2 separate regions of the Mus musculus genome follow, and region 2 is linked to region 1. A link is a loop called in an ENCODE intact Hi-C map of the cell type or tissue named here. Cell type or tissue: heart. All regions are shown on one strand. Each heading gives the region's core, and the rest is flanking DNA. Links, peaks and the distances in the headings are about the cores only. Region 1 holds the start of Iqsec2 (IQ motif and Sec7 domain 2). Region 2 has its middle 19 kb from the start of Tmem29.

Region 1 (12,388 bases), core at 2,607-10,606:
ATAGTGAGATCTGATGCCCTCTTCTGGCACATCTGAAAACAGCTACAGTGTACTTATGTATAATAATAAATAAATCTTTGGGCCAGAGCGAGCAGGGTTGATCAGAGCAAGCAGAGGTCCTAAAAATTCAATTCCCAACAACCACATGAAGGCTTACAACCATCTGTTCAGCTACAGCATACTCATATACATAAAATAAATAAATCTAAAAAAAAAGAAAAAAGAAAGGAACTGATATTTAGGGGCTCAGAGGTTAAGAGCACTTGCTGCTCTTCCAGAGGACCCAAGTTCAGTTCCCAGCAACCACATCAGGTGGCTCACAGCCACCTGTAACTCCAGCTCCAGGGGATCCGATGTTGATATGTAGCATACACTTTTACACATACACACACGCACACACACACACACACACACACACACACACACACACACTAATAATGATAATATAGTAATAATAATAATAAAATAAATTTTTACAAAGAAAGTGATGTTTTTCCATTTTATTTTCTGCCCATGGAAGGATAGCTTAAGAACATCATTTTGTAGCTGTTTCTATCAAGGCAGTCCTGAGCAGTGGGAACTAAATGAAGTCCAGTACTCAGTGGCTAGCTAAGCACACTAGAGAACTTCTGCATCAGCTCAGAAGGCATTTTTCATGCCTTGTAATCATTCTGGACCCAAACCTATGTTAGAAAGCTGGCTATCCCCATTGTTCTTGAGCTTTCTCCTTGGTTAGTCACAGCCTTCTCAGCACCTTTCATTTCACTCTGCTGTTTCTGTCCAATCTCTTTAGGATCTCTACAGAAGCACAGAACATTTATCACTGGGAAAATCAGGGATGGACTCAAAAAGAGGCATTTGACTTAAGGCTTCCACCTTGTCCTCCTCCTTTTCTCCTTACTTCTTTCCCTCTTCCTTCTTCCCCTTCATGTGCAAGGGTGTTTTGCCTGTATTTATGTCTGTGCATCACATGAGTGCCTGGCACCCTTGAAGGCCAGAAGAGTGTTTAAAATCCTTCTTGAGCAGGAGTTACAGTTTGAGTTGTCACGTGGGTGCTTGAAATTGAACCCAGGTTCTTCGGAAGAGCAATTAGTGCTCTTAATTTCTGAACCATCTCTCCAGCTCCTAACTTTCTATTGTTATTTTGGTTTTTTGAGATAGCATCCCACACTGTAGCTAAGGATTGTGTGGAACTCATTACTTAGTTCAGGTTGGCCTCTAAATACTAGCAGTCTTCCTGCTTTAACCTTACAAGCACAGGTATTATAAACCCATGCTGAGAATTTGATTCAGGTCTTAATGAAAAGATAAAACTTCACTGATTGGCAATGGTGGAATGAAAGAAGATGCCATTTCCATGGGGATTAGAAAATGACGGTTGAAGAAAGATGTTTTGACATCAAGTCTGACTCTAATGGGGAGTCCTGGGGCTTGTTGGAAATGATCATCAATGATCAAAAAAAGACCCTTGTCAAAAAGGCCTTCCTTGGTCAAAAGACCCAGTAACGGGCTAATATAGGGAATCCTGGGGTCGGATAGGATTGGAAATCTGAGCATTGATTTGGATGAAGAATTTAGAGGTTGGCGGGCTGAAGGTAAATGCCTGAAGAGTTACATGTGTGTGTGTGTATGGGGGGGGGGGTTAGTGGTGGTGGTGGTGGTGGTGGTGGTGGTGGTGGTAGTAGTAGTAGTAGTTGAATTCCAGGGACTGTCTGGGATATGGAACTACAGACTGGGTGGGCTGGAGGATCACAAGGCTAGAGAAACGCAGAAGTACTGAGATGGAGTAATGGTCTATAGACTGACTAGTTGTAATGAAAAATCAAGAGATTGTCATGGAGCTGGAAGGAGATCATCTAAAACAAGAAGCCAGCTGGGATAAGGAATGGGATACTGAGTGGGGTTGGCCGACTGAGGGGTTGGAAGTCTGAGTTGACTGAGTCTGGAGACTGCCTGGGCTGGGTGTTTTGACGGCTTGGGTCTTGGGCCTGTTGGGCCAGTGCATATTAGAATAGGTTGGAGGACTTCATTAGGCTGTTAGGTGAAGACCCCAGGACAGTTGGAATGGAGATATCTCCTGCAGGCTGAGCTAAGGCTGGCATCCAGCTGAGGTGCCAGTGCTTTGGGGCTGGTCCAGCTAGGGTGTTGGTGGCGACTGCAGGTGGGGCGCGCGGGGGCGGGTCGGGAGAGCTGGGTGGGGGCAGGGGCGGGGGGCGGGCCGGCGGCCGGGGCGGTCCCGCGCGGCCGCGCTGCGCAGTGACTCCGCAGCGGGCGGAGCGCCGTGGGCCGCGTCCTTCCGAGCCCTGGCGGTGGCGGTGGCGGTGGTGGTGGCGGCGGCGGCGGCGGCGGCGGTAGCCTTAGCTCCTGCGCCCCGTGCCGCCGGCCCCAGCGCTGTCTCCCGGGCCCCCTAGGGCCCCCGGGCCCCCGAGCCCGGTGCGCGCCCTCGCGTCCCGCCGGCCCCCTCCCCCGGCTGGGCCCGGGGGAGGGTGGCGCCGTGAGCGAGCGGGGACTGGGCTCTCCTGCCCGTTCCCCTGTCCCTGGGCCGCCAGGATGGAGGCGGGGTCCGGTCCTCCGGGTGGCCCGGGATCTGAGAGCCCCAACCGGGCGGTGGAGTACCTGCTGGAGCTGAACAACATCATCGAGAGTCAGCAGCAGCTGTTGGAGACCCAGCGGCGGCGCATAGAAGAGCTGGAGGGCCAGTTGGACCAGCTCACCCAGGAGAACCGCGACCTGCGGGAGGAGAGCCAGCTGCACCGTGGGGAACTGCACCGGGACCCCCTTGGCGCACGGGATAGTCCTGGCCGCGAAAGCCAGTACCAGAACCTGCGTGAGACCCAGTTCCACCACCGCGAGCTGCGGGAGAGCCAGTTCCACCAGGCGTCCCGGGACGTGGGCTACCCGAACCGGGATGGCGCTTACCAGAACCGGGAAGCTATCTATCGGGATAAGGAGCGAGAAGCCTCCTATCAACTTCAGGACACTACCGGTTACACAGCCCGCGAGCGCGACGTGGCCCAATGCCACCTGCACCATGAGAACCCAGCCCTGGGTCGCGAGCGTGGCGGGAGGGAGGCTGGGCCAGCGCACCCGGGCCGCGAGAAGGAAGCCGGCTATTCCGCGGCGGTGGGCGTGGGGCAGCGGCCACCGCGGGAGCGGGGCCAGTTGAGTCGTGGCGCATCCAGAAGCTCCAGTCCTGGCGCTGGCGGAGGTCACAGCACCAGTACCAGCACCAGCCCGGCTACAACCCTCCAGAGAAAGTAAGGAATGTGTTTGCGGCCCCCACCCCACCCATTCCTTTCCCTCTAGATCCCTCTCCAACTTAGCTGGCAGATAAAGTATATGAAGCCCATGCCTGATCCCATTTCCTGCTTCGCCTGTCCCAATCGGGAGAAGGTTCTCCTCAACCGGCTGACATGCTTTCCCTAGCCACCACACATTGGTTTGGTCAGACGAGTGCGGGCTTCTTTTCCCTGTAGAACCAAAGCCAGTTAGAGACTAAAGCAATTCCCACTACCTCCCTCCACTTCTTCAGCCCCTAGCTGTATCCTTTCCAGAGGATGGATTAAATAATTTTTAGACAGAGGTGGTATCAACTCAAGCCCCCTAAAGAGAGAAACACTCCTACACACCTTTTTTTTTTGGGGGGGGGTGATCTCGTCTCGAGGCAGGTGGGGACCAGAATGGAACTGCAGCACATCTTGGCATGGGGAGGGGGGGTGATGGTGGCAAAGATGGGGGAGCAAAGATGGAGGCTAGGCCCTTGGTTAGTTTCTCAAAGTCCAGCTGGTCTCCACCCTTCAAGAAAAACAACACCCATTTAAAGAGCCCTACCAGGAAGGGAAGTCCATAGATCTCCCATCTGTTGGATCAGCTTCAGACCTGTGCTGGGGTTTGTACATGTGTCTGAGACAGGTTAGGAATATTTTCTGAGTTGATGGGACATGGACAGGATCTACTTTTCCTATGTAGATCCCATTGTGTGCTGATTGGGATAAATGTATTAGGCTGTGAGTCAAGGGCACGAAGGCTCACAGGGATGCCCTAAAGGCCCTCCTATTGCTTTACTGCTATACTGAAAAGAACATTGAATTGGGAGATGGGAGAACTGGCGTCCCCTTCCAGCTCTGTTGCAGATTGGCTTTGTGACCTTGACTGAGTCCCTTCTTTTGCCAGTCTATGATTTCCCCTAGATATTTTTTTTAAAGCCAGGGACTGCCAACTGAGATTCAATGGGTATGTTACTAACCCAACCACACCAAAGAGCAAGTCTGAAGTCCTTTAGCAAATGGACAGGCTTCCCCCTCCTCTCACTGCTCAGCTGGTCCTACCATGTGCCACAACTAGTGGAGTGTCTCTTGGAGGCTGGGCTGGGGGTGGGGAAGCCTTCTGCCTCAGGAAATCTGCCGGGAGACAGCTCTCTGCAACTCCCCCATGGTGAGGCAGCAGGCTGGGGTGCTGGGTTGAGATGGCTGGGCCCCAGGAGCAGCAGCTGCAGCTTGAGGGCTTGGCTGGGCTCCACTGCAGTGCACCCTCAGCTGAGTGTTGAGGTAGAAGGACAGCCCCAGAATGGGGGGCAGAGAAAGACTGGATGGGGCATTGTGGTCCTTGAGCCTGGTTGCAGACTTCTCTAGAGGGGTCAGGCCTGTGATGGAGGGAGCAACCTCAATATGTATGGCTCCAGGGGGCAGATCCAGGAACAGAGGGAACATCTGAGATAAAATCAAGAGAACTTTTCAACCTAGCCAGTTGTGATGCAGTACATTGCCTCAAGGGATGGGGGTGGTGGCTGGCCTGAGTGGTCCAGTTGAAGTCTAAAGGGGGTCTGAGAGAGCTGGAGGAAGCATATAGTTCCTGATTTGAGCATTAAGCCCAATGAAAAGACCTGAATCTTTCTCAATTTCCGAATTCCATTGCTCTCAGATTCTCTACCCTGCAGACATCAGGTCTGATTTTCTTGGCTGGCTGGAAGCCCATTTGCCCTTCTGCCATCCTTGCGGGCCTGCTTCTGACTCCTTCCTTCTTTTTGTACACTTTCCAGGTTGCTTGTTGGAATCCCTTGCATCACATTTCCTACTGGCTAATAAAGAGGTTTAAATAACACTTTGGGTTTCTCTCAACCACATATTAACTGCTTGCCTATCTATGATTGCTTCCTTTGGACTTCACAGCCCAGCCCACTCAGTGAGCATCAGCAACTCCATTTTAGAGAGGGAGAAACTGAGGCTTCAAGATGAAGGGGCCTTATTCAAGGTTATGCTACTATTTGCTAATGGAGCTGCGACTAGAATCTAAGTCTGCCTGTCTTAAAGGCATGTTATTTGTTCCCTACAGCTTAACTACTCCTAGGAGTCTTGGCCTCAGGACCTGCTGAGGTACTGAACTGGGAAAAGCCAAAAGAGCCTTAGGTATCTCCAGGTTTTGAACTAGAAGAGATGGGTCTGGAATGAGTGGAGGAGTTGATGAGAAGAAAAGACAGCTGTCTTCCTCTTTCCCACCTTCCTCCTTGCCCGGTGTCAGGAGAACCTGTAGCCATTGCTGTAACCAATGCTGCTGCAAGCGACTCCCCTGCTAGGCCTGTTCTGGGTTTGTAAGGAGTGGGTGAGAAGGCTGCTGTTGGAAGCGCGGGCAGGCAGGGTGGGAGTTCAGCAGCTGAGGCTGCAGCATTGGGGGAGGACAGGCAGAGCTGGTACAGGCTGGGCTCTGTTGGGCCCCAGGCTCCCTCTGGTGGACAGACTAGGAAGACTAGGGCCTGGGTCAAGATGTAGCTTGTTGGGAGCCTGTTCTGCCCCAGACTCAGTTCTCCCAACAACCCTTTGTGCATCTGTCATTACCATCATGTCACAGCATAAGAAACCCAGGGCTCTGAGAAGTGATGTCCATCAGAGGTCATGCTACTAACACAACATGCTCCCGTTCCTGTGAACTGGGCCTTCTTTGCTTTGGGCATCACCCATCCTTATTCGGATCATTTACCCAGGACTCCCACATCCTTCCCTACTGCTCTTCTGGACAGGTTCCAGAATGCCAGAATCTCTGCTGCCAGGCTCTGGGTGTGGCCTTCCTAGTGTGACAGAAAGCAACATGAGTCCCTACCTCCTTCTGGTCACTGCTACATGAGGATTTAGTTGTTTGCTTACTAGTTGTTGATCCTGACTAATACTCAGATCTTTTTATGTGGAGCTCTCACCTCCTGCCATGATTTAAAAAGAGATCTTTTTTTTGGTTGTTAAGCTTGGTTCCCCCCCCACCCCACCCCCAACACACTACAGTTCTGGCACATAGAATGATTTCTAGAGGCTAGGACTCACTGCTGAGTGCCCTGTGCCCAAGAGAGCTCTGTTCCTACATTTTCTGCATGGGCCTAGCTTTTATCTCTGCTGTATGCAGTGGTGGGTTGAAGCCAGTATAGTGGTAACTGTCTATCCTCTGCTCCCTCCTCCCCACCCCACCCCCCTGTGCAAGCTAGCTCACATTTAGATACTGAACCTAGAGAACGCCAGCGTGGTGTTCTTGGCACCCAGGGCGATGCATAGTCCTACCATTTCACTGCTGAACTATCATCATGTGCGTGTGCTGGGTTGTCAGCATGCTCCCCATAGGGGCCCAGGCTACTGAGAAAATGAATACGTGAGAGCAATCCCAGGGTGAGGCTCTGGGGGAAGTCTGTCCCCTTTGGCGTGCTGGATTCTTTTTCTAGGGTGTCTCTCTTTCCTTTTAGGAGGGAAACTATTTATTGTCCCCTCTGCCGTGTTGTGAGCATTATGCTGGTATGGGAGAAAATGATAACGTTAAGTTTAAGGAGAATTGGGAGTCTTGCTTTCTCTGTCTGGATCTGGGGCAAGAATGGGGTTGTTGTCATCCACAAATATTTCTTGGCTGTGTTCACAGAGCAGGAGGGGCCACCAGGCTTAGCAAACACCATGCTCTTGGCACTTGCAGAGCCCTCTTCCCACCAGCCAGGAAGACAGGGTTTCGGGCTTAGTCAGGCCATAGACAGTACAGAGGACAAAGTGAACCGAAAGGGTGGGGTTCCTCAGAGGATAGAGGGACCAAAGTGAGCCAGGCCACTGTTTGAGGACCTGGGCAGTAGAGGAAGGTGCTTTGAAGAAGTGCACAGTCCCTTGGTGTTCAATTGACGTTCGCTGCCTGTTCTTTCTCTGTCCACCTACCTACTATGGCCTCTGAATTTGCTGGGGGCAGAGTAAAAGCCTGGAGCATGGTGAAGAGGCCCTGTTCATATTGAGTCTCAGCTTTCTGGGTGGTAGGCACTATCCTATGCAGCTTTATGTAATAATAGCTAACATTTTTTTTAGTGCATTTACTGTGTGCTGGACACTGCCTTCTATGTGCTTCCCATGGAATCATTCCTTCTGTCTTCACATGCATCCCTTTATGTAAATTGTTATTAACTCCATTTTACGGATGAAGAAGCTGAGGTCTAGAAACTTCAGGTAACACAGCCAAGGTCCCTAAGTGAATACGTGGCAGGACTACAAAAGAGCTAGTAGGAACCCAGGCTGGGCTCCAGAGCCTGTAGCATTCTTGACATTCTTACCCATCAGGCAGCCCCATGTCTTATCTCATTGTCACAAACCCCTTGCCAGGTGGGTGTTACTGCTATCCTCAGATGAGGAAATGAGGAATCAGAGAGGAGCTGTAAAGGAACCTGCTGATGAGACCTAGAATTGTATGGCTCTCAATCGTTCAATGCACTGTTCCCTGCCAGAAGAGGGGTTTAGAGACATGGACCATAGTCACGACTCCGGCTTTCCTCCGACAGAGGTTCCCTCTTACAATTACCTCCTGATTGTTGCCACCATGTATTTCTGTTAAGCCTCTGAATAGCTGGAGCCAAGCCATGTCTTCAGTCTGGCTCCTATGTTTTTCATTGTCTTTCTGTTTCTGTCCACAGATTCCCCTTCTCTCATTTTTGTGAGTCCCTTGTCCTCAGTCCAGACTTGAGTTAGCCTTGTGCTGCCATCATCAGCTCACTCAGGTCTCTGTGATTTGACTAATGCTGTTCCCTCATCTTTGGTTGAATTTTTAAGGTTGAATTAGCTAACACCTCTTCACACCTCTCCTGTGTTTATTTGGTGGTCCTTAATTTGTTAAAAAAAATTCTATTTTGTGTCTGTGGCTTTTTTTTTTGCTTGCATGTATGTATGTGTACCACATATGTGCCCATGGAGGCCAAAAGAGGGCACTAGATTCCCTGAACTGAAACTGTTAGCTGCCATGTGAGTTGCTGAGAATCAAACCTGGGTCTTCTAGAAGAACGAAAAGTACTTTTAATTATTGAGCCATCTCCCAAGCCCTTGTTGGTCCTTCTTCATTTTTTTTAAAGATTTATTTATTTTTTATTATATGTAAGTACACTGTAGCTGTCCTCAGACATACCAGAAGAGTCCATTGGATCCCATTACAGATAGTTGTGAGCCATCATGTGGTTGCTGGGATTTGAACACAGGACCTTCGGAAGAACAGTCAGTGCTCTTAACCATTGAGCCATTTCACCAGCCCTTATTGGTTGTTCTTAATGCTCAGTTTATCCTTGGCGTTTGCAATGAGCAGATTATCCTTTTTATCTTCTTTTTAACCTTTTTTTTTTTAACTTTATGTATAGGGAAGTTTTGCCTGCACATCTGTGCTCAGTGTGCATTCTCTGCTTGTAGAGACCAGAAGAGGGCATCAGATCCCCTGGGACTGCAGTTACAGATTGTGGGTGCTGGAAATTAAACCTGGGTCCTCTGTAAGAGCAACTAATGCTATTAACCACTGAACCATCTCTCTAGCCCCAGGTCTAGCTTTTTACAATACCTCCGTAGTTGTTCACATCTTGTGCCTCCTACTAGCCTCTAAAACAGCAGTTCTCAATCTGTGGGTTGCAACTCCTTTGGGAGTTGCATATCAGCTATCCTGCATATCAGATATTTACATCACAATTCATAACAGTAGCAAAATTACAGTTATGAAGTAGCAACAAAATAATCTTATGGTTGGGGGTCACTGCAACATGAGGAGCTGTATTAAAGGGCCCCAGCATCAGGAAGGTTGGGAAACCCTGTGACTTAACTGACATGTATTGAGTACAAGTTTTGTATTGGATTCTGTGCTTGGTGCAGGGGGCATAACAAAGGGCCGAAGAACTTGGAAGTACTTTGCATAACACATAGCTGCCCAGTCAATTCTGAGTAAACACATGAATGTCTAATTAAGTCCTGGTGAGCTAATGGCCCAGTACCTCAGTTTTTCTTTATTCTGGACTCCTTTTGAGAGAAATGTCAACTTCAAAATTCTCTTGGCCTTTTCCACTTGCTCCCTGGAGGCATTTGGCTTATGACTTTCCTGCCTTTTACACCCAGTGGTCTCCCAATTCATATAGTGACAGAGAAGCAGGATTGGATGAGACTTTTAAAGATATACAGGCTGCCGGGCGTGGTGGCGCACACCTTTAGTCCCAGCACTTGGGAGACAGAGGCAGGCAGATTTTTGAGTTCGAGGCCAGCCTGGTCTACAGAGTGAGTTCCAGGACAGCCAGGGCTACACAGAGAAACTCTGTCTCGAAAAACCAAAAAACCCAAAACCCAAAAACCAACCAACCAAACAAAAATATACAGACCAACTGCTCATCATTGTATCTCCTTAGCATGCCATGTCTGTGTCATGCGACATTCTTGATCCTTGGAACAAAATCCTCTCCCTTGAGTGAACCAGGCAGTCCTGTACAGGACCTGTATGCAGTTCACCCAAGTCTGGTTACAAGTTGTTGATTTATAAATTTTTCCATTTCTTTTCCCCTTTTTGTTTCCATCCAGTCTTTATTGAGAAGATAACCAAGGCCACGCACAGCATCTTGGGGTGGGAATAGACTTGGCCTTTTTGGTTCCTTCCCTGGCAGGAGCCAGTGTCACAGGGAAGAAAGGTGAAGAGATGCCTTATTTCCTCCTTGGTGGGGATCGGCTAAGGCTAGACAAGAATAGATGATACTTCCCTGCCCCCTAGAGGCGAAATGCGACAAACACCGTGAAAACAGTCCTATCATATCTTAGCCAAAACAAAGATGGCTAGGCCAGTTATATGACTGATTGGGATTGTTCCTCTCATGCTTTAGATGTAAATGAACCACCACCATCACCCGAGAGGTACCCTTCACTCATAGAAGATGCATTTATGTGGCATTATGTGATCTTTTTTAGACTATAAGTTTCATTTATTTTTTTTGTTGGCGCATGGAAATAAGAGTGCAGTTGTATGGTTCTTGTGCTTTCTTAAAAGGTTAGTATGACTGTATATCCAGGTCTTATGATTTCCTACTGGATCTCAGGTTACAGTGTATTACACTCACCTGAATCAAATTGTCGTAGGGTCTCTATTGCTGTGAAGAGACACCATGACCACAGCAACTCTTATAAAGGAAAGCATTTAATCGAGGCTTGCTTATAGTTTCAGAAGGTTAGTCCATTATTGTCATGGCAGGAAGCATGGCATCATGCAAGCAGACTTGGTGCTGAAAGAGCCAATAGTTCTACACCTTGATCTGAAGGCAGCAGAAAGAGAACTGGCTTGAGCTTCTGAGACCTCAAAGCCTGATCCCTAGTGACGCACCTCCTTCAACAAAGCCAAGTACTCCAACAAGGCTACACCTCCTAATAGTGCCCTAATAGATCACTATGGGTCTATGGGGGTCATTTTCTCTTAAACCTCCACCCAAGCCAAGGTTTTCTTCTATATAATCATGTTAGAATTACTGTCATTAGAGATTATGGTGTAGTCCTTACTATGTGTAAGGGCCTGGGCTCACTTTCTGTTGTATTCCCTGAAGAATAATAAACATTTGCCATGAGGAAGAATTGTAAATAAATTAGTTATTTTCTCTTTAGGGTAGAGCTCAGTTTATTCCCAGCATTGGAAAAAAATTGCTGTTGTTATATATGATGTGATGTACCTAACTGGCACCTCACACAACTGCACATCTGCTGTGTTAGCCACTTCTTGAGTAACGCAATTCAGCTGTGCTTGTGAAAAATTGAATATGACAAAGCCAATCACAGCACACAGTACATGTTTGTTTATTGATAAACATCATTACTAACGATAGTTTTGTAAAGCTCTGTGCTATGTGAGGGGAAGGAGTAAGAGGCCATGTAAGCACTCCCCACAATTCTAAGAGAGAGGTTAACGAAGTGAATATTTGTGTGTCTGGTGCATGTGGCACCTTGTGCCCTTAACAAGTGGGCTTTGGTGTATTTGCACTGCATGGTTCTGGGCTCAGGGTGAAGAAAGCAGTTGTGGAAACAGATACAAATACAGTGGTATTCAATGTGATATTGCCAGAGGGACGGACAGGAAGTACCGTAAGGATTGGTGGCTGCCCAGACACATCAGGGAAGGCTTCCTACAGGAGGTGGTCTCTGAATGGAGGCTCAGAGGACAAGTTGGAGTTGTCTAGGTAAAAGAGGACTACACGTAGGTTGCTGGGAATTGGGGCCAAATGAGACGTTAAGGAAGGGGGAACAGCCTTCCATCCATGTATATCCATCCATGAAATAAGTGCAAAGAGAAGCAAGACATTTATCAGTCAAAGCAAACTAGAGCAGCACCTGAGAGACAGGGAGCTTTATCAAAAAGGAGGAGACCTTGGAGCATTGGTCATCCCAAATCATGAGGACATAAGAAATTTAGAGTTTTAAGCTAGGGAGAGAGGTGTCTGTTGCACAGTATATTGAAAGTCACATTTTGGAACAATCTCCCTAGAAGTGCAGGTCATAAGATAGACTTGAAAACATCTAGTGAAGAAGTCATATAACAATCTAGATGAGAGATGGTAAGATCTGCACTCCTATTCACAAAAGCCAAGATATGGAAGCAGTGCAGATGCCTATTAACAGATAAATCAAGAAAATGTGTATATATAAACAGTGCAGTTTTATTTACCCCTAAAAAGAAATAAGTAGTGTCATTTATAAGAAAAAATGAATAGAACTGGAAATCATGCTAAGCAAAATAAGCCAGACACAGAAAGACCATTTTGTATGTTTTTCTCATATGCAGAAACTGCATTAATATATAGATATAGATATAGATATAGATATAGATATAGATATAGATATAGATATAGATATAGATATAGATATAGATATAGATATAGATATAGATATATGTGGGCTAGGGAGATGGCATAGTGGATAAAATGCTTGTTGTGCAATTGTGAGGATCTGAGATAGGATTCCCAGCACCCACTAAAAAGCTGGGTGTTTTGGTGCACCCCTGTCATCCCAGCGCTGGGATGTGGAGACACCCCCCCTCCTCCCTGTAGGAGGATTCATGAATCTTGTCAGCTAGTCAGTCTAACCAGTCAGTGAGTTCCAAGTTCTGTGAGAGATCCTAT
Region 2 (12,388 bases), core at 2,109-10,108, 1.7 Mb before region 1:
AGTGTTGCACATCCAAGCCAGTAGTTTTTAACCACAAAACAAGCAAGAACATTTTTAGGATTTCTTTAGAAGTTATCAGCAAGCATTCAGTATAGAGAGCGAGAAGGCCAGAGACCATCAGTCTTTTCAGACTACCTCTATGTGGTTATTTGCCAAGAGCCAGACCTCTGCCTCTAGTCTGGTCTTCTTGTTTGTTTTGTTTTGTTTCCTTAGCTCAGGAAATTACAGAATACTAACCATTCATATTAAGCATTCTCAAAAGAGCCTGCCCAGGAAGGTTCCTACTGTCTCCAGTCTGATGTTATCGGCTATGAACTGTGGTGTATATAGCATAACAGATGATGCTGACCAAGATATTCAGGTGTCTCCAATAATGTCTTGGAAGCAACTGAGAACTTCATGAATGGTCCTTTCATTCCCTTTCTTCCAGCCTAGTATCTCCCACTACTCCAGCCCATATCTCATCTCCTCCTTCAATAGCGACACCATCCCTTAGTTGCTTCTGCCATGACACTCCCAGCAGCTCTTGGGCCCTCCATCTATTCTGAAGAAAAGATCTGAAAAGATCTGTTTCCACAGCTGCCACATCACTTGTCCCCTACCCAAAGATGGAAAGCATGTTGCCTGGGGGATTAATAAATCAGAACCCTGATTTATCAGAATAAATGAGAAGGCTAAGGTCAAAGTGGGGTGAGAGTAACACAGGAACATATAAGTGTACTAAATCACAAGTGCATAGACACCAAGAACTGTGTATTAGAATCCTGCCAAGATTAGCCTTGGAAGTAGTGGGAAGTTCTCAGATTTTCCCAAGTAGTTGGTGAACAAAGCACCCTTCAACAGCTGATATCAAACCACTTTAAGAATCAAGAGTCTTCCTCCCAGAGTCCAAAACTGAATTCTCCACCTTTCTTTCAGTGCCTTTTGCCAGTCTGCTGTCTGCCCCTGTTTATGTCTCTGTAACAAAGGGCTGGACTCTATATTTATTGAACACCTCAAAAAGCATAGTATGGGAAAGAGATGTGGAACACTTTACAGAAATCCTTAATATAGTTTTTCAAGGGAAGAGGTTTGTTTACTTACTCCAACTGACCCAGATAGCATTCAAAATCTCAAATAGATACTACAGGCACATATTGTTCGCAACATTTATGTGATACTTGTTTTCCTTCAGGTTGCTTTCAACATGTTGGCAGTTTTCAGCAAATGGTTACCACAAAACACACACACACACAGAGAGAGAGACAGAGACAGAGACACAGAGACAGAGAGAGAAAGAGAGATGGAGAGACAGAGAGAGAGAGCAAAGTGTGTGTGTGTGTGTGTGTGTGTGTGTGTGTGTGTGTCAGAGTTCTAAGCATGGAAGAACACATAGTTTAAGGTATAATCTATGTATTTAGCATAGATTTTTTTAAAAACTGGTTACATGGAAAGCCCAAGCCATAGGAGGATCGGTTACAGTGTTCTCTTCAAGGCAGGCTAAACTTAAACAGGCTAAGCACATAGTAGGACAGCCAACTGAGTACCTAGTTTTAAATAGCCTCAAGACACATTAGTAACTTAGTTGCAAGGCCTAGCAAAAGTCCTGCCCGGTCACTGGATTTTCATTTGTTTGGTGTCTTCAAGACATTTTAGAGAGTTTAGCTGGGGCACGAGAAAACAGGAGAGGTTGATTTTATGCCAAGTGTGAAGCCATAAAACAAGCATGTGTGGCTTGTCTGGCCTGCACCCCATCCTGGACTTCAACCAAAGCACCAAGAAAAGAAAGTGGGGCTTTCAGACTTAACTACCAAAAAATCATTTAGAATCATCTAAATACCAGACAACCACAATTAAAAAGCAAGACATGAGTAAAGTATGTGCAATTTTTGGCAGCACATATAACACACACACACAGACGCACGCTCCATGTAATAGCTAATATTGGTGATAAAGCAAATTATAGCAGACTATCTGTGCTTGTAAGGGCACAGTCTAAGAGCTGTTGGAGTATTTATATAAGCAGAGGCTATCAACACCTTAATTTAGTCTTGTAGCTATGGTGACACACAAATATCAAGTCAGTTATGAAGGGTCTTAGAACACAACAAGAAGTACACCGTAGTGCACTGGTCTCCCTGGCCTGTTGCACTCTACAGTATATGTGTTTGCAGAATGCTTTCCTGCTCCCAGCACAAGAATGGAAGACAAGACATGCTAGGAAACAATACAAACCAGCAAGGAATGGGGATTTTCAAAGTATCCCTTTATGTACACAAGTGTTTTGCCTGTATGTATGTGCACAGCATGCATGCCCAGTGCCTGCTGAAGCCAGGTGTCAGATACCTTAGGACTGTAGTTACAGGTGGTTGGGAGCCACTATATTGGGGCTGGGAATCAAACCAGGGACCTCTGCAAGAGCAACAAGTGCTCTTAACCTCTAAGGCAACTCTCCATCCTCAGATATTTTTAAAAATAATTCTAATGTGATATGTTTTACTCACATGTAAGTATTAAATGAACCCAGAAGGTAGTGGAAACATGCTGGTTTGGAAGGAGTGTGAGGTGGCTAAGCTACAGCCTCTATTAACCTGTGATCTGTCAGCATTAAGAGATTCCTAAAACATACAAGGACAACGCTGTGGAAGCCAAGAAACGAGTTTTGTCTAGCACATGTGCACAGCTCATGAGATGTCTCTTCTGGATCCTCTGTCTCCCTATGAACTGCGGTAGATGGGAGGAGGGGACCTTAGGATGCCTTAGATCGTTAAGAAATTGGCCTCAGTGGTGTTCACTGGACAGAAGGACTGGTAGTGGAGATTATATAAGAGCCAGACTTTCCCCTATTGGAACTGACTTCACTCAAGGATAAGGTCATTTCTTTCTTTCCAAAAAGTGTGTGTGCCTGGGGGCAGGGTTGCCCTTGTTGTGCCAGGGAGCATTTGTGAACCTCAAAAGGCCACCAAGGAGCCAATTCTGATGCAATCACACTAGGGTCTCTTTATTCAAGCTTGAGCCTGGGCCACACCACAATCCCTAAGGCATTAAAATGGGAGGGTGCCGCTTGGAGCCCAGTTTCAGGTAAGCTTTATAGAGGCAAAAAGCAGATATCCAGCCTGGCACATATTTGATTGGGGGACCATTATGGCCTTTAACATCACTGTCTGGTGCTGGGCCCAAAACTTCATTTCTGTTTTCCTCCTGATTGCTGGTTGTTAGGAAGTGAAGTGCCAGGAGCAGACTTGTAACCTGGAGGTGCAGATTTGTTGGGGAATAACCTGGAAACTGGTGCTAGGTACTGGCCTATTCACTTGAGTTCAACCTTAGGCCAGGTTCTCTAAGATGATGCCTGAACCCAAAAGATCTGGTCTCTCACCCAGATCAGTCTCCAATCATGGTATTCTCCAAAGATATCAGTGGAAGTATCCAGTAAGCAGGGTACAGTGACGCTAAAAACCCTCTGCTATAGGCCTCAGGTGCTATCTGACAACACACTTAAGAGTTTTGGTTGCTGGAAGCTAAGGGTCTATTTATGTTTACTTGACAGTCTGAAGGATGCTGGATCAAATTCTGAGGGGCAAGGAATGTCTATTGAGGGGTTAAAGATAACTCAAGCTAATTTGACTCTGTACCTATAACAATCCAGCTCTCAAGGACTACAGTTCTCACCAGTCAATAAGCCTCGGAAAAATCTTTAATGCAGGAGAGGTTTTGTTTCTGGGACCTTTACACATCTTACAAGAACAAAATATTTATACTGGAAAACAGCTTAGCTGTGAAAACTAGAACAAAGCCTTTAGTCACGCCTCAGCTCGCCCTCAACAAAAAGAATCAGTATAGTAGGAAATAAACTACAGGGCTGGAGAGACTGTTCATCAGTTAAGAGCACTGACTGCACCTCCAGAGGTCCTGAGTACAAATCCCAGCAACAACATGGTGGCTCACAACCATCTGTAATAGGATCTGATGCCCTCTTCTGGTGTGTCTGAAGACAGTGACAGTGTACTCATACAAATAAATATATAAATCTTTTAAAAAGGAAATAAACTATAAATATATATAAAATCCTGAGCTTTTTATTATCTATAATAATGAATTAGGTTACCACAGACTTGAGAATCATATAAATAACTCATCTCTGAAAAAATATCAATTTGTTATAAATTCAAATTTATATCAGACATGGTGACAGGAGGAGCCAAGGTTCAAGGCCACTCTCTCACCTCAAAGTGGGTTGGAGGCCAGCATGGGCTAACTGAGATTTTTTTTAGCTGGTGAGATGGCTCAGCGGGTAAGAGCACTAACTGCTCTTCATCAGGTCCTGAATTCAAATCCCAGCAAACACATGGTGGCTCACAACCATCCATAGTAACATATGATGCCCTCTTCTGGTGTCTAAAGACAGCTACAATGTACTTACATATAATAAATTCTTAAAAAGAAAATTACACTTTGTCTACATCTCCTGCATCCCCTCAAGTCTCACACATGCTATTGTCTCGCCAGCAAGAACACACGCGTGAGAAACCGGATCCTTCTGCAGCAACTTTATTACACCAGTTTCAACATGAAGAGGAGACCCCAAGCACCAAAAAGGCGCTGCTAATATACACTTTAGTGTGGCGTGTCCACACCTGATTGGCTGCTCTCCCAGGGCCTCGTCGCCACGCCCCGGGATGGGCAGTGACTTGGCACAAATTTACTCTTGCACCTGCCCACATTACTTGTTTACCAGTTAGGCACAGCGGAGGCTCATGATGGCAATTGCTCATGGCTCTCCACACTCAAGCCCAATAGAAGCACAACTCTTAGATGCTTGCTTGTATCATAAGAGTAGTACCTAAAAATTTAGTCTACATTTTCCCCCAGAGACCATACACGATTATGCATGAGCTTTAACAGTTTAGAGAATAATGCCTCTAGGCGTTTGTTGTGTTGGTTTGGTATGCGTAAATGCCAACTCCTGGTGATTCGCCACTGTATTTTTGAGACAGGGTCTCTAACCGAACCTGGAACTCACTGGCTGTTAAAACCTGGAGATCTTTTGTCTCCACTCACTGGGCACTAGAGTTACAGAGCCATGCTGTCAGGTCCAAAAGAAATGCACAAATGGCTCTCTGTGGTACCAAGTAGCATACCAAAGCCCTGCTGGCCTCCAGACTTCCTCTGTGTTACTCAAAACCTGTGGCTCTTTTCACCCCACCTCCTACCCTAAATTTCTCCAGCTCCTGGGTGGGCTTCCTCAACCCAGGTCCTCATTCCTATATAGCCCAGTCATTTCAGCCACACCCACTTTATAGCCCCTACTCTCTTGGCCCTCTAGGGTTTGTTTCCCAAACCTCTAGTCTATGACTTTCTTCTCTCACTGTACTCTTCTTCATACATACAATAAAAGCCGTTCCTTCAGTCGTACCTCAGAGCAGTCACATCCTCACAGATGCATGCACCACAATGGCCAGTTTATAAGTGAGTATGTGCTGGGGATCTGAACTCAGGTCCTCAGACTTGCACAAAGATTTTTACCAACTGGGGCATCTCCCCAATGATGTTTCTTAATGACAGAGAGACAGAGACTGAAAGATCCACAGAACTGTTAGGCACTGTTCTGTTGCTATGCTGTTAAAGAAATTTTATAAGATGAATGAGAAAGCAAAGCAATACTTTATGGTACCTACCACTAAAATAGGGAGTTAAGATTTATTTGTATTTTTTGAAAAATTATCAGTTATTAAAAATTTTTGCCACATTAGAAGAAAAAGGTTCACTCTTTCAAAGTGATTACTAAGACAAGGAAATATAAAATATAAAAGGGAAAATGTAATGTTACACATAGCAGTTATACATGTAAATGGGATTCAGTGTAATGATTGCATAAATATGATACAGCAATGGTGCAAATACTGATGTTTATGTATTTTAAATGTACTGGTATAAATAAAAAAAGTGAGACAATTATAACGAAAATACAATTAATGTTGACCATGGAATAATGGGACTGTGTGTAAGAATTGTAATAAACTTCCAGAAATGTCAAAAGGTTAAATGAAGCCTATATTGAAATAACTTGTCCTAGATCAAATAACTGTCCCTAGATTAAAGGACAAGTTGAAGAAATAAAGCCTTTTAGAGGAGCCAAAAGCAGAGGAGGTGAGGTGCCTAGGCCACTCAGTTTAGAGGGTAAAAAATAATAATAAAGTTGAAAAGTTCAGGTGGTGGTTTTGAGGCAGGAAAAGAGTTCAGAAGGACAAAACCCAATTGTCTTAGGCAAGCAGCCCTTACCCAAGCAAAGACAGAGGAACGGAATGCATTACAAAAGGAGGGGAAAAAAGTAAAAGTCTTTCTATTTTTTTCAAGCACAAAGGGCGGGGGAGAACCAGAACATAGCAGCAGCAAAGAACACTATTGCCATCTACTGGTCAGAGAAAGCTAGATATGACGTGCACGTCTGCGCGTCAGCACCGCCGACAGCAAGGAATCGGGGAGCCAGACCGGATAAAAAGAGAGGGACTATAGAATGCACTTATAGGTGCTAAGAAAGCCCAGGGAACCTTCAGAACAGAGGGTTACAGGACCTAAGGGCGCCAAGGGAGCCTGCTTTCGGCTACGCGGCCTTCCTTAGTCCCGCCCTCGGAGCCATAGCAATAGCAGCAGGAAGTCCGGGACACAAGTTGAGACTCAGCTAGATCGTCTTTGGATTGGCTGGTACACTAATGACACATAGTTCCGCATTGCGGCTGTGGGCGTTTTCCTGCCTTTCATTTATGCATCTGTCCTCTCCAGTTTTTTACATATAAGCAAGGTGTTTGCTCAGGGGACATACTGCCTTGCCACTATCGTCGCCTCACTTTCGATCTCGATCCAGTGTACTCTCGATCCAGTCCCCGCTGACCGAACTCGGTGATTCGTAAACCCAGAAATAATTTTCTTGGGCTGCAAACGATTTTCAGTTTCTCAAGCCACTAGGTGGCAATGTTGTACACCAAAACCTTATCCGCTTACTCCCCCGCCTTTTGTGTTTAAAAAAAATTGTAAACTGGATTTTTTTTTTTCCCCCTTGCTGCTTTACGCTTTGAGTCAGTCTGAACTGAGAATAAACTAAGCCACTTTCTGCTCATTGCCTCTGTACAAAGTACACTTCTTTTCAATTTGGAATTTTTCCTATGGGCTCTCCTTGGCATCCCAGCAACATCTATTTCCACTTTAAAGTTTTTTCCTCACCCCGCCCCCTTCCTCCCCCAATTTGTCCTGAGTTGGAATACTGAGACATTTACATTGGGGAATAATCACAGTAGCAAAATTAGTTATGAAGGAGCAGCAAAAAGTTTAGGGTGGGGGATACCAGTGTATTATATAGAGAACTTTAATTTTTTTAAAGTTTTTCTATTTTGTATATTTCTGTATTTACACTTCTTCCTCCAACTCTCATCTGTTTCCTCTTAGTGACCCTTTTATTACTGTTACACACACACACACACACAAACACAAAAATATATAAATAAAATCTTCAGAGTTCCATTAGTGTTGCTCAAATGTGTATGTTCTTAAGAATGACCTCTTTGGACCCTGATATAGCTGTCTCTTGTGAGACTAGGCCAGGGCCTAGCAAACACATAAGTGGATGCTCACAGTCAGCTATTGAATGGATCATTGGGCACCCAATGGAGGAGCTAGAGAAAGTATCCAAGGAGCTAAAGAGATCTGCAACCCTGTAGGTGGAACAACATTATGAACTAACCAGTACCCCGGAGCTCTTGACTCTAGCTGCATATGTATCAAAAGATGGCCTAGTAGGCCATCACTGGAAAGAGAGGCCCATTGGACACTCAAACTTTATATGCCCCAGTACAGGGGAGCGCCAGGGCCAAAAAGTGGGAATGGGTGGGTAGAGGAGTGGGTGGGAGGATATGGGGGACTTTTGGGATAGCATTGGAAATGTAATTGAGGAAAATACCTAATAAAAAAGTATATATATAAAAAAAAATGACCTCTTTGGACCCTGATATAGCTGTCTCTTGTGAGACTAGGCCGGGGCCTAGCAAACACATAAGTGGACGCTCACAGTCAGCTATTGGATGGATCACAGGGCCCCCAATGGAGGAGCTAGAGAAAGTATCCAAGGAGCTAAAGAGATCTGCAACCCTATAGGTGGAACAACATTATGAACTAACCAGTACCCCGGAGCTCTTGACTCTAGCTGCATATGTATCAAAAGATGGCCTAGTCGGCCATCACTGGAAAGAGAGGCCCATTGGACACGCAAACTTTATATATCCCAGTACAGGGGAATGCCAGGGCCAAAAAGTGGAAATGGGTGGGTAGGGGAGTAGGGGGGAGGGTATGGGGGACTTTTGGGATAGCATTGGAAATGTAATTGAGGAAAATACGTAATAAAAAAAAATGCCAAAAAAAAAAAAAAAAAAAAAGAATGACCTCTTTGGGGTTGGAGCTCATGGGGAACGACCTATTGACCTTCTCTTGGCGGTTGCTAAATTGCCTGTAGCTCTTCAGCTCAATTTGTGGTCTTGTGAGGTAGCTCTCAATCCAGTGGCATGTCAATTGGTGTCCTTGTTCAGGTCTTTTTAGATGACCATACTGTTGAGATTTCTCTGTCATATTCAGAAGGCACAGTCTCACAGCTTACTACCTGCTCCTCTGGCTCCTACAATCTATCTGCCTCCTTCTTCCAAGATGGTTCCTGAGTCCTCCCTGTAGGGCCTGTTATAGATATATCAATCAGGGTGGGGCAAAGCACTGCCATTTTTTTCTATGCATTCTGACTAATGACAGATCTTTGTAAAAGTTTTTACCTGCTGTAAAGAGAAGCTTCTCTGATGAAGAGGTCTACATTTTTCCCCTGTGCATATACAGATGAATATTTAGAATGCCGTTAAATACCATCCTATTTAGGACAGTGGAAGTAGTGGGTTCTTACCTAGGTACCATGGCTTCAGCAGCCATGGGGAGTTGGCTAAGTCTATATAATTCCAGGCATGAAATCCCTTGTATTGAATGAGCCGTAAGTCCAATTAGGTGGCAACTGGTTATCTCTGAGACATGTGCCACTACTGCACCTTTGGGAATATCATGCTACAGTGGCCATTGTTGTAGTTTAGGCTTCACATCTGGGGAGGAGTGTCGGTTGCTTTTCTCCCATGGAAGCCCCAGGAGCAGAGTTTCAGGTCCTTCAGCTCAATTGCTCTAGGTCCTGTGTCTGAAGTTTGCATTTTCTTCAGTAATAGGAACCTTCAGATTCTAGAAAGCTACCAAGAGAAATGGTGACATTGTATATTGTTTGGGGGTTCTCTTGGACCCTTTGGGCCCAAAATTCAAAAGAAGGAAAGCAGCCTTCTTAGTATATTCAACACTATGTTGTAACATTGCACTTTTGGAGGGAGAGTGTAAATGCAAACCCCTACTACCATACAAAGTGGAGTTGAGTTTCCTGCATTTAGAGAAATTGCAGGGAGTGTGATGGATAGGCCTCTTCATTTTCTTGATCATGGTCTCATCTCTGCTAAGTATGCTCAGTTATTTTTAAGCATATGTATAACTATATAGTTGATAACGTTAACATGCTATTTGTGATGTGGTAAATGCTTGGACCAGGGAATGACACTATTAGAAGGTGTGGCCCTGTTGGAGTAGGTTTGTCACTGTGGGTGTGGGCTTTAATACCCTCACCCTAGCTTCCTGGAAATCAGTCTCCTCCTAGCAGTCTTCAGATTAAGATGTAGAACTCTCAGCTCCTCCTGCACCAAACCTGCCTGGATGCTGCCATGCTCCCACCTTGATGATAGTGGACCAAGCCTCTGAACCTGCAAGCTGGCCCCAAATAAATGTCCTTTATAAGAGTTGCCTTGGTCATGGTATATCTTCACACCAGTAAAACCCTAACTAAGACACTATTTTAAAATGCAACTTAACTCCAGTCGGGAAAGAGGGTAGACTAACCTAACCTCAAATCTACCAGGCTCATCCACAGCTCTGCAATAGAATACCTGCTGGACTTCCTCCAACTCCCATTTCCCTGCCTCTAGTAGATCACGCAGATTTTTCCTTGCTCATCCCCAAAACCCCATTTTAATTCCAGCCCCCAACTCCATCAGGCACACCCTGGGAACCCACAGGCCTCTCGAGCCAGAGAAGCAGGTAGGCTGACAGCAGATCCTCATCTCTCCCTCTGCTCCTCCAAGTCCAATCCCCCAGTCTCATCCCCAACTCTATAACAGACCCTCTGCTGTGGCCTCTCCTCAACCTATGCAGAACCTGGTGGAACATCCTAATTTCCCTGATAGCGGCAGCAGCCCATCCCCACTCCTAAGTGTCAGTTACCAATACCCAGAAACACATTTTACCTGGAACCCTCAGTGCCCACACCTATCAGGACCCAGATTTCCCTACCAGGCAACACACAGACAGTACACTCTCCTAAGAGTCAGAGAGTAAACAGAAACCAAGAAGCAAAACAACCAGTCAACAAAGACAAGACCATATATCAGCACCAAGAATTGCAATCCCGGATGGCCAGACAACAGCATAAAAACACAGTAAGAGCCAGGTCAATGTGTCTCCACTAGAGCCCAGAAACCCTACTTACCTAGCAAAAGCCCAAGAAAAAGACGTTAAAACTGACTTTATGGATATAAGTCTTTAAGGAAGAAATGAATAAATCCCTTAAAGAAATCCAGGAAAACACAAACACTGGAATGAAATGAATAAAAATGTCCAAGTTCTGAAACAGAAATAGAATAAATTTTTTTTAAAAAAAGGAAAACTGAGGGAAATTTAGAAACTAAAACCTTAGGAACTCAAATAGAAAGTACACGGGCAAATATCATAAACAAAATACAGGAGACACAAGAGAAAACCCCAGACATTGAAGAACCATTAAAAGAAACAAATGTGAGGGTAGTGAGATGGGAGTGGGTGGGTAGGTGGGGGAGCACCCTCAAAGAAGCAGGAGGAGGAGGGATGGGATAGGAAGTTTCTGGGGATGGGGAATCTAAAAAGGAGATAACATGTGAAATGTAATAAAATAAGATATTCAATTTTAAAAAAAATAAATGTATACATTGCTCAAAGAAAATGTTAAATCCAAAAAAACTCCTGGCCCAGAGCATTCAGGAAATTTGGAACATCTTGAAAAGAACAAATCTAAGAATAATAGTAGAGAAAAGAGAAGAAACCCAGAACAAAGGCCCAGAAAATATTTTCGACAAACCATAGAAGAAAGTTTTCCTAATCTAAAAATGGAGATAGTTTCAGGGAAATGCAAATCAAAACAACTCTGAGGTTTTATTTTATACCCATCACAATGGCTAAGATCTAAAACTCAAGAGATAGCACATGCTGGCAAGGATGTGGAGCAAGGGGAACACTTCTTCATTGCTGGTGGGAGTGCAACCACTCTGGAAATCAATCTGGCAGTTGCTCAGAAAATTGGAAATAGTTCTACCTGAAGACCCAGCTATACCATTCCTGAGAACATACCCAAAGATGCTCTACCATACCACAAGAACACATGCTCCACCTATATTCATAGCAGCTTCATTCATAATAGCCACAAACTGGAAGCAACCCAGATGCCCCTCAACTAAAGAAAGGATAAAGAAAATGTGGCTCATTTACACAATGGAATACAATTCAGCTATCAAAAACAAAAAAAAAAAAAAAAAATCATGAACTTTGCAGGCAAATGGATGGAACATGTGAAAATCACCCTGAGTGAGGTAACCCACTCCCAAGAGGACATGAATGGTATGTACTCACTTGTAATTGGATATTAGACATAAGATACAGGATGCCCACAGACCCCAAGAAGCTAAAGAAGGAAGGCACAACCGAGGATGCTTGAATCTCACTTAGAAAGGGGAATAAAAAAGTCATAAGAGGCAGGAGGAGGTGAGGAACTGGGAGGGAGAGGGAGTGGGTAGGGGAATGGGGAAATTCAGGACCAGATGTAAAGAAGGACAGAAGAGATGGCTACACAGCCATCAAAATTAATTTAAGTCTACAACTGACTGGGTAAGAAGATGAGGGACATCTCCAGGATGGGATGTGGGAGGTGCCCAAGAATCAATGGGAGTGACCTCAGCTGTGACTCACAACATTGAGGATATGGAACCTGAAGAGGTTACCTCCTGTAGCCAGACAGGAACCCCAATGGATCGATAGAGACACCAACACACCCACAAAACTTTCAACCTAAAATTTGTGTCAACAAATGCAGTCAGCTATTAGATGGATCACAGGGGCCCCAATGGAGGAGCTAGAGAACGTATCCAAGGAGCTAAAGGGTTCTGCAACCCTATAGGTGGAACAACATTATGAACTAACCAGTACCCCGGAGCTCTTGACTCTAGCTGCATATGTATCAAAAGATGGCCTAGTCGGCCATCACTGGAAAGAG

What was found. Peaks named below come from ENCODE experiments on the same cell type or tissue, not always from the same donor. Only the 100,000 strongest peaks of a DNase experiment are listed, where the experiment ranks them.
Region 2: a loop joins it to region 1, with 2.6 times the contacts of the local background. A loop is called at or near these places in 3 of 42 quality-filtered maps.

The regions. Positions count from the first base shown.
Region 1 is chrX:152,141,923-152,154,310 of GRCm38, forward strand. Iqsec2 (IQ motif and Sec7 domain 2) reads left to right here and starts at 2,346. Exons shown (of 15, transcript NM_001114664.2): 1 at 2,346-3,257. The coding sequence starts at 2,551. In heart, for the core only: CTCF peaks have their summits at 5,729 (motif pointing left) and 10,004 (motif pointing left); DNase peaks (open chromatin) are centred at 4,459, 5,689 and 6,949; H3K4me3 peaks cover 1,190 bases; H3K27ac peaks cover 261 bases; H3K27me3 peaks cover 4,458 bases.
Region 2 is chrX:150,471,638-150,484,025 of GRCm38, forward strand. It overlaps a transcript of Tmem29 not described here and a transcript of Apex2 not described here. Among named protein-coding and RNA genes, the nearest start is that of Tmem29, 19 kb to the left of the region's middle. In heart, for the core only: CTCF peaks have their summits at 6,396 (motif pointing left), 6,604 and 6,937 (motif pointing right); a DNase peak (open chromatin) is centred at 6,664; H3K4me3 peaks cover 705 bases; H3K27ac peaks cover 664 bases.